Linked DNA regions of Homo sapiens: all the other regions are linked to region 1. Evidence: chromatin loops called from intact Hi-C (ENCODE). Cell type or tissue: PC-3. All regions are shown on one strand. Each heading gives the region's core, and the rest is flanking DNA. Links, peaks and the distances in the headings are about the cores only.

Region 1 (3,308 bases), core at 405-2,904:
TTTTTTTCCTGTACTTCTCTGCTAAGCACCAAGAGATCTTTTCTTCCACCTCCCTGGGTGTGGGATTGTGAGGTACATTTATGCGTGGTACACCCTTATAGTAAAAGAAATTATAAAACAAAACCCAAAAATTATCCAAGTTTGGCATATGTCCTCCGGGAAAAAGTAGTTTCATTGATCAGTTCATTTTTTGGTTTTCCCTAGATTTTGATTTGATAAATCCTACTGTGCTTCCCTTTGATGCTTTTAGGAAGAAGTTTTTACTTTTTTCCAAGCATTTTTTTTTTAAGTAAGCATTTCAGTCTGGATACCTAACTGGCCACATTATTGGAATATTTCTTATTTCTCTCTGCCATTATTTTGTAGTATGTGTCTCCTTGGAACACCTGAATCAAAATTACTTAGAGATGTTTATTAAAATTTCAGATTCTGCTATTCAACTTCAGCTTACTGGAAGAATCTTTACGATGGGTTGCTGGTATGTAAATTTTTGTGAGGTTCTTTAGGTGACCCTAATTCATACAGAATTTGTTTTTATTTGTACTTTTAAGTCTAATATCTGCTGTTTTAATTGTAGCAGCATGAGATCTAAATTTATTATTTTTTATATTTATTCTAGCACCATATGTTGAAAAATTCATTGTTTTCACATCTATTTGACGTCAACTTTTATCATATAGTAGTTGTGTGTGTGTGTGTGTGTGTGCACGTGCTTGCATGTGTAAATCTGTTTCTGGCCTTCCTATTTTTGTTAACTGAATACCATACTATTTTAATTATTGTAGTGTTGTGATGTGTTTTACTGTGTGATAATACAAAACTTTCCTTACTCATTTATTACTTTCTCCCACAATAAAAATTTAAAATATTACTGTAGTTTCATCATTTTCTTGCTTCTTTCATCTTCAGTGATTTCGAAAAATTAGTTTTTTTCATATGAACTTAGCCTTTTAGACTGAGGTACTTAATGTTCATTTTACTTCTTTGCCCCAATCAATTTTGTATTTTAATCATGCTTAGCATGGCAATTTTTCCTCTAGGTAGCTTTCTGTCTATCCTTCCAAGTTGAAGTCCAGGTATTCACTTTCTCCACAGAGCCTTTGTCAATACTTTCAGGCTCAAGGGAACTGTTTTTCTTAACTTTGATAGCAATTATTGACTATACCACTCATTTTTACCTGGCAAATCCTACAGAATCACAGAGAGTGAAATCTGGAAGCTACCTAAGGAGATCATATTGTCTATGTATGCCATTTTACAAATGAGAAAACAGCCAAAGAGTATGGAAATGATTTGTCCATGGTCAAATGTTTCAACTTCTGAAGTAAAATTATGATATACCGCTGTATCATTATTCCATTGTATTTTGATATTCTTTTCATATGTCCTGAAAATACCCAGTTACTTAAAAAATAAAATACCTAGTTACTTAAAAAAACAAAAAACCTAGACTGGAAGTTCCTTAAAGGTAGCACCTGCATGTACTTTTGTACAACTCATAGAACTATTATTGTGCTTGTGTTTATTAGACACCTAATCAATATTAATAGATGTTGGTAAAAAAACAAATTGTTCCATTAACCAGATGTCAAACTGGGGCTATCTCCTTGTGGGCGCCACTGTTATAACTGTATAGAAAGTGGCATCTAGTGGTTGGTGTGCGTATTACAATTGCCTGTTTTGTTTTAACCTATGAGTACCAGAGTCATTCTCATAACCTAGGTGGAATAAATAGACTATAAATTAAAATTTTAAATTGAATTTAAACACATTTATCTATAATTCACAACTGTTTTAATCTGTGCTCTCTCTAAAGTAAAGCTACATGTTAATAAAAAATTGCAAAAAATTATACAAAATTACTTGTAAAATGACATGCGAGAGTATTTAAGGTTTTGCTTGTTTATAAATTATATTAGGAGTTAGGGGCTATCGTTGGATACTGAGAAGTCAAAATGCAATTATAAAGAAAGGTCACATAGAAACTTGTTCATATCAATGAAATCCTGTCAGGTTATTGCTTTGCATTATTTTTAGGAGCTTAATTTGTATTTAAAAGAAGAAGATCTCTCAATAAAGGCTGAAGATGGAAAGCTACACTGTCTTCTACTCGCAACAACAAAAACCCATGCACATATATTCACATATAAAGTTCAGACATGCATTTCAGTGTCAAATGTTAATTATTCTTACATTAACAGCCATTTGGGGTTATCACTACTCTTTACCTCTCCATTAATGCATGAGTGTTGACAATATGCACAATTTAATTCAGGGACTACGACTGTTGACAGTTACTGTCTTGTGAACTTGTGAATCAGTATCTTCTTGTGAAACGGTATCTTCTAAATTTTATAAAATCCATAGTCTGGAACTTAAAATTTATGTTTGCAGAAAAATATTATATATTTTTAATTAACCTCTGTTTCCTGCACATTGTAATATAATTTTTTGTAGATGGGTTCATCCTTCCCATTAGAGAGCAATGATGTACTTTGTACTTCTACTTGCACCTAACATAACATAGTGGCTGTCACATAACAGGTGATCAATAAGTATTTCTTGAATTAGTTACACATGTTGGAGGGAGCTGTGTGTTACTCATCTTAGAAGTCTAGTGCCTAACAATTTTTCTGTCCTCTAGTAATATTCAATTCATATTTGATGAATGAGTAAGTCTGAATAAGCCTATTTAATCTGTAGTGTAGTTAGCGTAAAATACTAAAATCAGTATATAACCCCCAAACATCTATGAATAATAAATAATAGCGGCATAGCAGACTTTCTGTTTGACGTGTCAGGAGCACAGCTTTCACTGGAGCAGCCTCTTGTAGTGTGAGTGAGAGATTACTGCAACATCAAGCCATTGTAGTTTGCTCTTATAATCAGGAAAAGAGGTTTCAGTATGAAGGTGACTTTTAGTTGCAGCTGAGTGAGTTAGGAGTTCTGACCAGAAGGATAAGGTCAGTACTTTCAAAAGGGTTGAGGAGGGTACTTTGGTAGTGACTAGAGTAAAGGAAATCATGGAATGTTGAGCAGCAGGCTAAGGTATTTTATATCAAAGGCCCTCAAGATTGATGGGCATTATTTGGTATTTATGTCACATGAAGGTTTCAGTAACTCAGTCTGGTATCTATCTGATGAAAAGAATGCCACCTCCTTGTAAGTAAACACTGAGCTATCCATGTATATTAAACTAACTTGTTTTTCTAAGCAGTTCATTTTCTAAGAGTAAAGGATAGTACTGAATGGCAGAAGTCACATACTGTATTCTTTTCCTCTATAGGTTTTCTATTTTGGAGGAGGAT
Region 2 (2,890 bases), core at 1-2,500, 310 kb before region 1:
AGCCCTGACAAAAGTTTTCCCACATCAAGGGAAGGAAGGGGAAGAGGACAGTAAATCACTGAACAGCTACTGAGAGAGCAGGTTGTGATGTGGCCCAGTCCCATCCTGCTCACACCATTAGAGAGAAGAGTCCCAGCAGCACCCAGCATAGGCACAGGGACTGGCACCCTCTACCTCTGGTCTCTTACCTTTGCAAGCACATGCTTATCAGCAAGGGTAAGCAAGGAGACTTAGGAGGTAGGCAACTCGAGGGCTGGGCCTAACTGGAACTCTGATTCCATGTAGAAAAGACAGGGTCCCACAGCCTGCTTCCTTTCTCCTGGCTTGGTGGGCATGCAGAATTTCTTGACCCCTGTGTTCCAACAAGAGAGCTGAAAGGAACTCTCCTAAAGAACTCACATATATTTTTTAAATTCTAATTCTTTTTCCAAATAGAAGTTTGAAAAGGCACCCCCTAGAGGAACATGCACTTCTGGACTGGCCCCAGGTTCCAGCTTGGGTTGGCGGGCGTGCCAGCAGCTCAGTTTGAAACCTCTCACATTGAATCAAGGGCCAGAAGCAGGGCCTGTGGGAAGTTTCTAGGCTTCTGCTCATCCAGAACTGTCCCCTCAGCATGGTGTGAGGCTCTTATGGAGCCTGCAGTCATAGGATATGAGACAAAAAGCCTTCCCATCCATGGATGTCCTTTCATACACTGGCACAGAACACCGGGAACAAATGAAGGTGACTGAGAAAAAAAAGAGGCAGACCCATTTCTTCTGCGGGTTGTTTTGTCATCCAGATACGCTTACTTTGTGCTTATAGCTGTATGATCTTTTTTCCTCATCTCTAATGCACAGGATTTCTGCCTCATTACCCATACAGCTAAAGCTTAATATTAACTAAATCAGTGGTGAATTCCTTTCCTTTCCCACCCCGACACTATCAGCGACATTTTTCATAATGGCCAGCAGAGGTCAGTGTGAGAACATAGAGACTACAGATAAGCAGGTGGGTAGGTGGGCCTCTCCCTCTACAGAGAAAAAGAAATCAAACCAGTGTCAGAGAAGTCACAGAATGTTCGAGCAGGAAAGGCCCTTAGAGACCATTCAATCCGGGCTTTATTTTATACATGGGGCGGGGGGCGGGGGGAAGGGGGAAGGCCGAGAGAAGAGGAAGGACTTGTTTAGGTCACGTAGCTAGTAGGAACGGCATGGAACTAAACAGACCACCTGCTGCCAGTATGTGGCTGTTTCCCTGTTTGCCAGTGGCAGATGTCTTAGGGGGTCCTTGAGGCTGCCCCTCCACTACCCTGGGCCCGCCCCTGGGACTGTCCCCATCAGTAGGCTGCAGCAGCCAGATGCTCACACATTATTTCTTTTTTCCTAACCCTGATCATTTCACAGAACCAATCTGAAACACCATCACTGTTTGGACAGCTAGCAGAATTTCAATGGGCTTGGACTAATGCCCTGTTCTGATACATGTCATTTATTTTGGCAAATAGACCCAGACAGGGCAGAAGGAACTCCTCCAAGTCTTTCCAATGAGCTCTCCTGCTTCCATCTGCTCAGGATTTTAAATATGCACATCAGGGTCTAATTCTCAAGGGAATGAGTTGGGACTTGTGCTTAAGGCCAGGAACCGCAGGTCTGCAACCACAGCCCAGGCTGGCTGCCTCCTGCCAACCACAGTGAGTTGGGATCAGTGTGAAGTTTAAGGTGGCCTCTGATCAGACCCAGATAACTAGGGTAAAAGACCCAGAAATGGGGCTGCCTATAAAGTAGTAGACATATGTAGATATATCATCGAAGAATCTTAAAAGCATATGCCTCACACTAGACAGGACGGTGAAACTGGTGGAGGGGGCTGACTTTTCATAACTTAGTCCCTTTCTGCCTTTTTATACCTCCGTTAAGGTTCCAGTGTTCTTCTCCCATAAAATTAACATTTGTTCCTGAGGAAGAATCTGAAACTCATTCCCACTGAGGCGTTAATGACTGACAACTTAGAGCTTTGCTTTTCCCAGAGGGATTTGTAAAGCAAAGCATTAAGCTAGGGGATGCAAATGGTATTTATGAAGCAGGGAAGGGAGAAGGGTGTGCACAGGCCTTCCTAAGGATCCAGTTGTATTGTAGAAGGTGATGCAGTGCTGTTAGGTACACTTTAAATGAAGTCTCCTTACTGCCAATTAAGTTATGTGACCTTGGGCAAGGGATATAACCATCTTGAGTATCAAGGGCTGAAGTGTAATAATAGCTCTTACGTTGGATTATTGTCAGCATTTAAATGAGTTAATACATATAAAACACCTGGCAGATAGAATGAAAGCATTAGTTCCCTTTTTCCTTTAGGCATCATTTATGGCAAAATGGAGAGTTTAGGATTGGGCACCAATGCTCCTTCTCTTAAGTTTCAGTTGGAGATGCACAGACATCATTGAGCGACCCTCTTTGGGGGCAGAGATGTGTGCTTGGGAATAGATGAGCATGTATGCCAGTACCCCACATCTGTGAGAGCATTTCTCCTTTTACATAGCAATGGTGTCCTGGTTCTCCTTGGTACTTGGCTTCTCAGTGTTTATTTTTCCTCCTGAAGGGCTTTAATCTACATACTAATGACTCCCAAACCTGAACCTCCAGCCCAGATTTCTCTTCTGATTGTGCCAGATCCTTATAGTCAATGACGTATAAGAGATCTATTCAAATAAATATTCCAACTCAAACCCAACATGCCCCAAACTGAACCACATTGGCTTCTCCTCAACCCCATTCTCCAAACCAGCTCCCTTTTTCTGAGTTAACTCAGTAAATGGCACCATTCATAAAGTTGATGAAGCCAGAAACTCAGGGGTCCTCCATGACCCTTCCATTCCCTCATCTCCCACATCCGATCCATTAGCAAGGACTGT
Region 3 (2,890 bases), core at 1-2,500, 98 kb before region 1:
GAGGGGAAAGGGGCGGGGCTGTCTGCTGTCAATCATCCCCCCTACCTTGGGCAGCCGGTAGTCTTTCTCACTTTCAGGCACCTTTCCACACAACAGCCCTAAGTATCTCCACAGCTTCACACACAGCCCCTTAGAGACCTATACGCTAAGACCTAAGCAACTGTGCATCATATACTTTCAACTTTACTGTTAGGTTACACATAAAGAGACATAGGCATACTATTCCCACATAAGACAGATGGGCCCGAAAGTGCCCTTGCACACATGCCCAAATGCATACAACACTGATTCAAATTGATAGTACACTAGGCTATTGGGAAGGGGAGACAGTTTCTGGAGTTGTAAATCCACTCTGAGCTAAGCAGAACCTAAGGATGAGTGGGCCCTCGTGAAATAGATCCAAAACCTTGAAAGACTCTAAAGTGGTTAATTCTAGGAAGATAGAAATGTTGTGAAGAATTCTTCATCAAATTCTTGAAGATTCTCCAAGGAGTCCGCAGAAAGTATTTTCTAGTTCTTTTGTTACTTTAAAAAAAATCTATATATCAGAATTATCAAAGGAACATTCAAGTCTTTATATGGGAGATATCGATTCAGCTGCCATCAACTCTATTTAAATATTTCCAATTAAGTGTTTATATTAATTCTAAGAAACACTGCACTAAATTTATTTAATTCCCTGCCCTAAATCTTTCTGAAACACAACTACAATGAGAGTCAATACCTTTTACATTAGCTCAATATAGGAGGCATTAATTATAGGATTCAATGCAGCTAAACAGAGATATAGCTGTATTATAATAACATAATACCATAGAATAATTACCAATACCTGCTGAATGCTCCCAGATCTTATACGTATATAACACACATAAAGTATTCACGCACATATACTTATTTTCTTACTTGTTTATAAGCATATACTTTATTTATTCCCAATATTTTCACATCTTCTGCTTGTATGTAGAAACTCTCTGTTCTGTGAGCAGCTGGAAGGTAAAGAAGACCAGCAGCCCAGGGAGCACCGACCAAAATTTGTTTCTAATGAGTAACAATAAAAAGCACGGCCCCTCTGAGATCCATCCGCTAAAAAAATAGTCCCAGTTTAGATCTATTTGTAATTGGCTTTGGTACGCACACCAATGAGATTGGAACTGAGCCTAGAAAAGTAGTATCAACGGAAGGTGCAAATGAACGAATAGAAAAGCTTCCCGGTTGGACTCATGGTGCTCAGTCAACTAGTCTGGAAGTTTCCCTCCCCCAAATAACTGAGCGTCACTCCCTCGCAGGTTGCCGGTGCAGTCTAAAACTGTGGCGGAGTGATACTCAAATTCCCTTGTGCTGGTGAGGAGGGGGGCCTTGCACGGGGAAGAGAGGGAGGAAAGTAGATCTGTAGGAATTGAGTGAAGAAAAAGTTTGCAAGTCTGGACAGAAGGGAAAAGTTCTCCTGAGAGACCGGCTTTGGGGAGGGGAGGGGGGAAGGAAGAGTAGCTCCTTCTTCTTCTTCTTTTTTTTTTCTTCCACTCTTAAAAAGCTTCTTTCTCTTCACCCAAGCCTCACTGTCCCTCTCCGGCTCTAGCTCTCTCCATATAAACCCTCAAGATTATGTCAATTGGTTAGAGCCAGCCGGGAATTTCGTGCGGGTGCTGAAGGAGCTGCGGGAGCCGGAGAAGAATGAAACTGCGTGGAGTCAGCCTGGCTGCCGGCTTGTTCTTACTGGCCCTGAGTCTTTGGGGGCAGCCTGCAGAGGCTGCGGTAAGTCCTTCCTCCCCTCCCCCGCGCCCATCACCGCTCTTTCACGCTGAAATTACCTTTTTTTTGGGGGGGGGGTCCCTTTATCTTCCTTTTGGCGTTGACTAGGGAATTCAAATTTGCTTTCTCATGTTTAGGAAGAAACGTTATTTGCAACACCGGTAACTCAAGCCTTCTGAAGTCCAACGGAGAGGTTTAAGTGCTTAAAAATAGGGCTGCTTGCTTCCCTGCAGCTAGCTCCTCCGGGGGCAAGAGCAAAGTCAGAAGTGGGGGACGCTAATTAAAGGCTCACTAGGCTGTGGTGGGTATTTAAAACTTTTCCTCCCCTCCCTCCACCGTCGGGTGTTTCCCTGCCTGGCGACTAACCTTTTCACTACTTGTACCCAGCCCACTCTTTGAATTTTGTCTGTAGTTTAATATTTTGGCTCTTCGAAAATCCAGCTTCCATCAAAGTGTTTTTAGCGCCTCAGTGAAGTTCGTCCCCTTTGCTCTTTCCTTAAGCAACAGGAACCTACCCCCACCTCAGGTCATTCAAGCCACTGACCTCCTTTTCCCTTTTGACATCCTTGTTACAAATGAAATGCTAAGGCAACATACCAAGAAGAGTGAGGTAAAGTCTCAGGCTTCAGGTCTTTTGCGTCTTTTTGTTGTTGTTGTTTTTTCTAAATTATGGGTTTTTTTGTTTGTTTACTTTTTTTTAAACCTACCAAGGCATCTGAACAAATTGAGAATTTGCCCATCACCTATTCAAAGGAAAATACTCCTTTTTCAAAGGAGAATCAGTGTTCCAGTTTAAAGGAAAGTGGGGGAGGAGGTACATGTGAAATAGCAGCAAAAAGCTCCATTCAGTTTTAGGAATGTAGAATTCAAACCTCAGTATATCTCTTAGAAGGGTATCTGGGTAGTCCCACCCACTGTCCTATTGGGGATGAGGGCCAGATGTTAAAAAAATGAATGGCTTTGTGAGAGAAAATGTTCTCCAGCCTGAAGCCCATCATCTTTAATTTCATATAACCTCTGAAGAATAAGTGTGTGACAAATTATTTAAATTTATTTGAGTGATCATTATGGATAGTTTTAAAAACTGTTTAATATGAGATCATGGCTTAGGCCTTCACATGGTTGAGTGACCGTCAAT

Evidence for each region. Hi-C counts contacts between places; a loop is a spot of excess contacts. Peaks named below come from ENCODE experiments on the same cell type or tissue, not always from the same donor. Only the 100,000 strongest peaks of a DNase experiment are listed, where the experiment ranks them.
Region 2: it touches region 1 in a loop (16-fold over the local background); 56 of 110 quality-filtered maps call a loop at or near these places.
Region 3: a loop joins it to region 1, with 3 times the contacts of the local background. A loop is called at or near these places in 6 of 110 quality-filtered maps.

What each region holds. Positions count from the first base shown.
Region 1 is chrX:108,535,576-108,538,883 of GRCh38, forward strand. All of the region lies in intron 1 of COL4A5 (collagen type IV alpha 5 chain), which reads left to right. Among named protein-coding and RNA genes, the nearest start is that of COL4A5, 97 kb to the left of the region's middle. In PC-3, for the core only: a CTCF peak has its summit at 1,634 (motif pointing left); no DNase peak of the experiment used is centred there; H3K27ac peaks cover 699 bases.
Region 2 is chrX:108,223,926-108,226,815 of GRCh38, forward strand. All of the region lies in intron 3 of COL4A6 (collagen type IV alpha 6 chain), which reads right to left. Among named protein-coding and RNA genes, the nearest start is that of ATG4A, 130 kb to the left of the region's middle. In PC-3, for the core only: a CTCF peak has its summit at 954 (motif pointing right); no DNase peak of the experiment used is centred there.
Region 3 is chrX:108,438,452-108,441,341 of GRCh38, forward strand. It overlaps COL4A5 (collagen type IV alpha 5 chain), which reads left to right and starts at 1,387. Exons shown (of 53, transcript NM_033380.3): 1 at 1,387-1,755. The coding sequence starts at 1,675. It also overlaps a transcript of COL4A6 not described here. In PC-3, for the core only: no CTCF peak of the experiment used is centred there; a DNase peak (open chromatin) is centred at 1,280; H3K4me3 peaks cover 2,234 bases; H3K27ac peaks cover 1,760 bases.